Regions from separate parts of the Homo sapiens genome. Here region 2 is linked to region 1. A link is a contact called in ENCODE Hi-C or POLR2A ChIA-PET data. All regions are on one chromosome and are shown on one strand. The core of a region is the stretch at or near the end of the contact, and the rest is flanking DNA. Distances in the headings are between cores, read along the strand shown. Region 1 holds the start of PCIF1 (phosphorylated CTD interacting factor 1). Region 2 overlaps NFATC2 (nuclear factor of activated T cells 2).

Region 1 (3,853 bases), core at 1-2,500:
ATACGCACAAGCGGCACAGCTTAGTGTGAGGCTAAATGGGGACACTGCAGTATTTCCAAAGCCAGCTGTGCATCAGAATCATCTTGGAGTTTGTAAAAAAAAAAAAAAAATCAGACTCCTGTGCCTCACTGCGCATCTCAGAAGCCAGAAATAAATACGGAGGTGAGGCACACAAGAATTTGTATTTTTAAAACGCACCGTAAGAGTGACTGGGAGACAGGATGACTCATTTTTTCACACTATTTGAAAAAATGTACCCATTTTTTGCAATTAAAACCATTTTTAATTTCCTATGTGACTTGAGCGCAGCAGGTCTGTGGCCGAAGTACCAGCCCCTGGGTTGGACAGACCCGGATTCCGGGCCCTTCTGCTTTCCGGCTTATAAACCGGAATCACTCGACCGTTATATGTAGAGTCCAGCATTGTACGCTCCCAGTAAGACATAACTGCTCTTAAGTTAACGTCTTTATTTATCCTGTGGCTTCCCGACCCCCACGCATACCGCAGTTTGAGAATTACCGCTGCTCAAGGATAAACAACTCTATCTGCGCAACCAGAAAAACCCACCAGAAGCCAGAGTCCGAGTCCGGGATTGGAGGCACGTGGGGCGGGACCATCTCCGCAATGTACCAATCAGAATTCTCCGGCCCAGTAGGGAGGAGTCAAAGGGCGAACAAAGTACGCAGGCGCGACGGCGCACGAAGGCGAGAGGCGAGCTCCAGCGCGCGCGCGCGCGCGCACCTTCCCCTCCCCCTACCCCAGCGAGGGTGGGCTGTTTGGCGCGCGCGCGCGCGCCGGCCCATCTCTCGGGCTCCGCCCCCCGCCCCGCCGCGCGCTCCCGCCCCCGGGCTGAGGCGACTCAGAGTCGGAGCCCGACACAAAGGCGGTGGCGGCGGCAGCAGCGGAGGGGCCCTAGAGCCCGCTCCGCTGGGGCTCTCCGGGCCCACCTCCCTCACTTCGGCCACCGGCGCGGCCGCCCACCCGCGGGTCTAAGATGGCGGCGGCAACAGAGACAGGGCAAGCGGCAGTCCCGAGCAGAAAGCGCCGGAGGGGCCGCCGCCCCCCAGCTTCGGATCCCCAGACCCTGGCGCGGCTCGCTGCGGGACCATGGCTTCCTGGGACTCTTACCTGCCCGGAGCGGACTGGAGGGGACGCGGCTACACGTTCTGCTCGACCGCCCGTTTTGCCGCCTCCGCCTCGCCCTCCCCAGCGCCGCTGCCGCCATCTTGTGTCCCGGGCCGGGACTCCGCGCTGCGCATGCGCTGGTACCGCCTCTGAGGGACCTCGCCGCGGCCGCGCCGCCATCTTGAGTGTGGCAGGGTCGGCTGGCTCCTCGCACCCAGCTTGCTTTCGGCCCCCTCCCCTTCTTCCCATCCGTCCCTGCTGTTCCTTGTGGCGCTGAGGAAGGGGAGACAGCTTTGTAGGCCTGCGGGTGGACTGAGGAAGGAATGAATTCACTGGCACGTCCCCGCCTCAGTTTCCCCCTCGAGCACACACGCAGGAGCCGGATGTTCGCGGTGGGCGGTGCGCGGCGGGGTTGGACTGAGCGTGCGCACTGGGGGGCGTGGGGGCTGTCTTAGAACCTGCGGGGGTCTCGGGTTCTGCCGCCGGCCCAGGGGAGGCATCGTGGTGACGTAGGCTCCGGACGTAGCAAGGACCTGGGTCCTGGCACCCGCGCGGCTCTGCCTCTTCCAGCCAGTCTCTTTCCCTCTCTGGGCCTTTGTGCTGCGTGGTGTCCAAATGTTAAGAAGCCCTGCCCCATGCCCGGGCTACATATACATCGAACCCAAGCTGTAAATGCTCTTGAGTAGAAGCAACTTAAACTAGCCTTCGGGGGCAAGTAATAGAGATGGCTTTCGGCAGAGTTGGGAAATCAACTAAATGCATTGTAGGGCCTTTCCAACATTGACATCTGTGGCCATTAGTTGCAGTTCAAAGCCTCACTGAGCCCTCAAACCAGCTACAGCGGGTAGCCTGGCAGGGAACTGGCAGCTGTGAGGTGCTCCTCATCCGGCTCCCTGCAGGATTCTTTTTGGTAGGAGCCTGCAGGCGTCCGAGTGGTAGCTCCACCCATCTCCGGTCTCCCCAGCAAGCATCCCTTCCAGTGCTAGCTTGAGAAGAGGAAAAGCTTGCCACCTGCTGTCAGACCGGCGCTTGTGTGGAGCCAGGGGCTGTAGGTACCCCGGCTGAGTAGCCTCTCAGATGTCCATGGTCCTGGCTGCACGCCAGCGTGGGGGCAGGCAGGCGGACGCTCAAGAAAAACGGAGGCACCGATATGAGTAGTAATTGAGAACGAGGGTTCATGATCCTCATCTGATTTCAATCCCTGCTCCTCCACCCAAAATGTGTGGCCTTGAAGGAGTTAACCAATTTAAATTTTAGTTTCCTCAGTGGAAGATAATAAATCCGCCTACCTCATAAAGGTTTGGTGAGAATTAACTCAGGTGATGCATGTGAAGTCCTCAGCGCAATACCTGGCGCTTCCTAAGTGCTGAATCGGTTAGCCGTGATCATCTCACAGTGGCATGAGCATTGCTCCAAGTAGATTTGAGCCCTCCAGAAATAAGCCAGCTCTATATAGGCACAGCAGTTCTGCCCTCGCAGAGCTTCTCGTTCAGATAAGAGGCCTGATGGGAAACCAGACTCCTGGGTCCTGTCTCAGTTCTGGAAGGGTGGGGGGCCAGCTTTGATTTATGCCTGCTGCCCTGGCATAATTACTAATATTGCCTCCTTTTTCAGAAGTGCCCTGCTTTGGGCCGGGCGTGGTGGCTCACCCCGGTAATCCCAGCACTTTGGGAGGCCGACGCAGGTGGACCACCTGAGGTCAGGAATTCAAGACCAGCCTGGCCAACACGGCGAAACCCCGTCTCTACTAAAATTACAAACATGAGCCAGGCCTGGTGGCGCGCGCCTGTAATCCCAGCTACTCGGGAGGCTGAGGCAGGAGAATCACATGATCCCGGGAGGCAGAGGTTGCAGTGAGTCGAGATCGCGCCACTGCACTCCAGCCTGGGCGACAGAGTGAGACTCCTGTCTCAAAAAAAAGTACTGCTTTGGGCAGTAAACTACGTGGTCGCTCTTGACCTACGGGATAACCAGTTTTCCATGCTCATGCCCCCCAGCTAGCCCGCGCTTTCACTAAAGTTTAAAAACCATGTAGTGATTATTACCCTTTTTTTTTTTTGAGACGAAATCTCGCACTGTCGCCCGGGCTGGATTGCAGTGGCGCGATCTCGGCTCACTACAACCTCTGCCTCCCGGGTTCAAGCAATTCTCCTGCCTCAGCCTCCCAAGTAGCTGGGATTATAGGCACCCGCCACCACTCCCACCTAATTTTATTTGTATTTTTAGTAGAGACGGTGTTTCACGATGTTGGCCAGGCTGGTCTCAAACTCCTGACCTCATGATCCGCCCGCCTCGGCCCCCCAAAGTGCTGGGATTACAGGCGTGAGCCACCGCGCCCGGCCTTTTATCTATTCTTTTATGTTTTCAAAGTATTTTCTCATTCATTGTTCAGATTCTCTTAATTGATAACCAAGATACCAAACATCCCAAGTGCCTAGTCTTCTGTTTTATCATGGAATTCTGTGAATTATTACCTAAATCTGCACATGAGCAAACAGGTTGGAGCGAGGGGCAGGGGCGAAGTCATTGTCCAGGTTCACACAGCCATCAACAAGTAACAAAACTGGGATTTTAAGCCCGGAGTTCTCAACACCAAAATGCAGGGCTGGTTCCATTAAACCACTCTGGCCTCCCTGTTTTGTGAAGAAGGGATCTAGATTCAGGCGATGTGACTGGTCTGAGTGGACACAGTGGCCCTGGATAGTTCAATCTTTTTTTTTTTTTTTTT
Region 2 (3,853 bases), core at 863-3,362, 5.5 Mb before region 1:
TCTAACCCCCAGAGGGGGTTTATGGTATATGTCTTCCCCAAAACTCAGGTATTTATTTTATTATCTCATTTGTGATCACAGGCTGATTTGTGGGTTTGAATTACTGTTTGTTTCCTATGTCTCAATTCAATATAGTAACAAGTGCTTTTCTTTTGCCTTTTTTTTTTTCCAAAGGCAGCAAGTTATTTTGCAGGGCTTGTGCTGTTGGCTGATGTTTCTTAGCAGAGGGTTGGGGCCGAGGTGGTGATGAACTGGCTGAAGGACAAGGAAGTAAACTGTGGTTTGTTTAGAATGCTTTCCTGCCTGTGGTTGCTACTTTAGAAGCCGTGTGGTTGCTTGATAGGAGAGGTGCAGCTTAGTTGCATGTAATCAGAAGAAATTCTGCTGAATTGGAGAATAGAAATGGGCAGTTCAGGTCTGAGTTTACACAGTTGGTTAGTCCTTCCTTGTCGGGCAGCTTAGTTGAGAAAGTCACCAATTGTTTCTCCGTAGATTGTAAGTTGATGTGCAATCATTGCAAAAAAGCAGACAATGGAGATGATGGTAGCATATTCTACACTGGCTAGGAGGGGACATCTGACTTGCATTGTAGAAACACAAAACTGGACGTCCCTTAGACCAGTGCCTGATTCCCATTGGTTCCACCACGGAGATGCACGCAGGGTTTCCCTTAAATTCCATCCCATTCAAACGTGCATGCCTGTGAGCTCAGAAGTCTGGGAAGCTAGTTGTATATTTGTCAAGGAGACAGATTCTTGGGTCTGTACTTTTGTCTGTAATGGCTATTTGTTGACACCTTGTGTTTTTATGAAAATTATCACCATTGATTAAGCTCATCAGTGAACCACTTCTAATTTACATCTTAAATTATCACCTAGTCCATAGGATCAGTGGGATGACTCACCAGTTTATGCCTGGGGTAAAAATGCAAGGCCACTGTATAGGTCTTAGGCTGTAACCTTGTATTAGGTTGGCGCAAAAGTAATTGTGGTTTTTGAGGTACCCCTGTGTCTTTGGGAGGATTTGTAGATGACACTTAGGGACCATGTAGTAAGTCTAAATACTGCCTTTTCTCTTGACGTCCGCATCTCCATATTACTGACAACTGACCAGCACATTCACGTGGATCAATGGACTTACCTCCCATTTAAATATGTAGGGAAACAGAATGGTATCCTTGGTTATTGGAATGGCCTCTTTTAGACTGGTCTTTGTCTCTTTCTCTTCCATCTTCTTTAGGGGACCATATTGTGGGCTTAATAAACACATGCCAATGAGCCAGCTATAGCATCTCATTTATTTTTATTTTTTTGAGACAGTCTTGCTCTGTTGCCTAGGTTGGGGTACAGTGGCACCATCTCAGCTCACTGCAACCTCCGCCTCCCAGGTAGCTGAGGTTACAGGCACCTGCCGTCACACCCAGCTAATTTTTGTATTTTTAGTAGAGACGGGGTTTCACCATATTGGCCGGGCTGGTCTTAAACTCCTGACCTCAAGTGATCCACCCACTTCGGCCTCCCAACGTTCTGGGATTACAGGCATGAGCCACTGTGCCTGGCCTATAGCATCTCATTTAATCCTCAGTGACTTTGCCAAGGAAGTGTTCTCATCCCCATCTCGTGGCTGGGGAGACTGAGGCAGAGGCACTGTTGAAGTGCTTATGTTCCAACAGCTTCTGATGTGAGTCTACATTTTAACAGAGGCCCCAGGGCAGCCAGAAGATCTTTCAAATTGGGGAAACCCTAGCCCAGGACTAGTACCCATAGAGCTGGGGCCACATCTGGTCTCTACCCAATGCTAGGAGGCTGTTCCTGGACAAGTCGCCCCATCTTTCTCTGCCTTACTAACTTGACCTGAGAAATGGAACTCTCACCACCACCCCCGGAGATGTCTGTGAGGATGAAGGAAGGCAGAGCGAGTAGCCACCTGCGGAGGAGGGTGTTTGGCGGTGGCCTGGTCCCGAGTTGATTTCGGGCCTCAGTTGAATGAAGACAGGCCCTGCCTCTGTCTTCCACAAAGAAGCTGACAAAGAGTGAAACTCTATGACTAAACAGGAAGCTGCACCTCCGAATGCTGCAGACGGAGCCATCATGTGATGCTTTCTATTTCTCTGAGAAGGTGACAGAACAGGGCTTGGTTTCTCGAGTCCCCTGAGATAGCGCCATTGTGCCCCCCCACCCCCCATATTAACACTGGGCACCATGTGGTTTGGTGTTTGAAGGTTTGGAGAGAGAACTCGTGTTCTGGGTGGATGGTCTGAAGAACCTGGTCCCTGGGGTTCCAACTAGATTCGAACGACTCCTCCAAGGGTGTGACTTCAGACCTGTGCCTGATGCCTGAGATCCACTGAAGTGCTCCTTAAATGAGTAGATATGGATAAAGTGACAACGTGTTGGTCATTACAGAACTTTAGAGCTGTCAGCTGAGCAAAACAGGGAGTGGCGTGCTCTAACATCAGTTCCAACAGGATCACCTTGCTGTAGGGCCGGGGTGGCAGTGGAGGTTGTTGGTTTCTGGCTACCTGGGGTAAATCCAGAAGCATGTATGGGTGGGTGGGATGTGGGCTGTGAACAAGGAGTCAGGGAACACACAGGTTGGCCTGAACAACTGGAAAGAGAGAATGTGTGTTTCCCATCATGGGAACAGGTGAGACACGGGGAGGAGGGGTGAGGATCCAGAGATTGGTTTTGGCCCTGTGAAGTTTGGGCAGGTAGATATTGCAATCTGAAATTCAGGAGTGATGGTCTGGGTTAAAAACATTAATGTGGCCATCGTCAGGATAGAGGTGGTATTTTAAGGCCCTGAGTGAATTATCCGACAGTACTGTCTGCTCTTGGACTTGGAAGAAGTCAGTTTCAAGTGGAGACTGGGCAGTTTAGTGTGGGAGCTGCCTTAGGGCCACATCCACCTGGAAATGTTTGCTTTGGGAGATGGCCTGAGATGCATGGTCAGAAAAGGAGGAGAGATGAAGTGCTTCTTTTGCCCCAGGGCAGCAGTAGCCAACCCCAACTAGCCAATTCCTGTTGGAGCCCAACATTGGGAAATCCAGGCCTCTAACTGCATAAGCGCTGAAAGGATCTCATTTATTGAGCATTCTGTCTCCCTTGAAGATGAGATTTCAGGGAGCTTATGCCTCTATTTGAAAAAGCATCCTAGTTTACTTGACATTTCTAATAACGCTGCATTATTCCCTGTAAGAAATTGGACTCAGAAAACATTTCTAAATCAGGCATTTGGAATGGACTTGGGTATTCCAATTCGGCCAAAGGGGATTGGGAAGACAGGTGTTTTGAAAGCCACAGGCATTGTACACATGTAGAGAGGAGTATTATTTACAATAGACTCCCCAGGTCTCATTCAAGTGCCTTCGTTGTTCTGATAGGGCAGGAGCTTTTTTTTCCATTGTTGACAAAAAACAGGAAGAAAATGTGCAGTTTTATGAATTTCCCTGACCACTGAGGTGATATCACTAGTAAGAAGGAAACTGGGGCCCAGTTTAGTATCTGTAGATGCCTGAAGGAAGATAACAGTTGAGTAGATCTTTAATGAAATTCTGATTTTCCTTTGACTGCAGCAGAAACCAGCTTAATTTTCTCTTTGTAGTTGGCCATGATTTGAAACCCCATCACATACCCACAGCAGCCCTTTTGTCCACCCTGAACACGCTCCCCTGATCCCACACCCCACATAATGTAATGCACTTTGCACAGAGTCCCTCATCTCCATGATTATTACCCTAGTGTTGGGTTAATTCTGGCACAAATGCTAAGATGTTGCAGAATTCTGGCTTAAACTAGAGCCAAAGGGTTAAGTTCCCTCCTGGGCTTGGATGATATCGGCATGAGTTGGAAGC

What was found. Hi-C counts contacts between places; a loop is a spot of excess contacts on that map. ChIA-PET counts read pairs that join two places held with the same protein, here RNA polymerase II (POLR2A). Pooled maps may share reads with other maps.
Region 2: a loop to region 1 is called in a pooled map, with 7 times the contacts of the local background. The contact joins the enhancer-like site here to the promoter of PCIF1 in region 1. A Hi-C loop is called at or near these places in 1 of 50 pooled maps. POLR2A ChIA-PET finds 5 or more read pairs at or near these places in 2 of 52 experiments (A673 and activated B cell).

What each region holds. Positions count from the first base shown.
Region 1 is chr20:45,932,080-45,935,932 of GRCh38, reverse strand. PCIF1 (phosphorylated CTD interacting factor 1) reads right to left here and starts at 1,250. Exons shown (of 17, transcript NM_022104.4): 1 at 1,129-1,250. LOC107985388 (pre-mRNA-splicing factor cwc22-like) reads left to right here and starts at 862. Exons shown (of 1, transcript NR_171669.1): 1 at 862-2,439. RefSeq lists a silencer at 720-929 and enhancers at 558-1,248, 1,249-1,940, 2,200-2,349, 2,632-3,324.
Region 2 is chr20:51,398,795-51,402,647 of GRCh38, reverse strand. All of the region lies in intron 9 of NFATC2 (nuclear factor of activated T cells 2), which reads left to right. Among named protein-coding and RNA genes, the nearest start is that of MIR3194, 52 kb to the left of the region's middle. RefSeq lists an enhancer at 1,733-2,202. Within about 2 kb of position 2,112, at least 8 of the 41 ENCODE cell types and tissues checked have a DNase peak (open chromatin) inside an H3K27ac peak, as active enhancers do.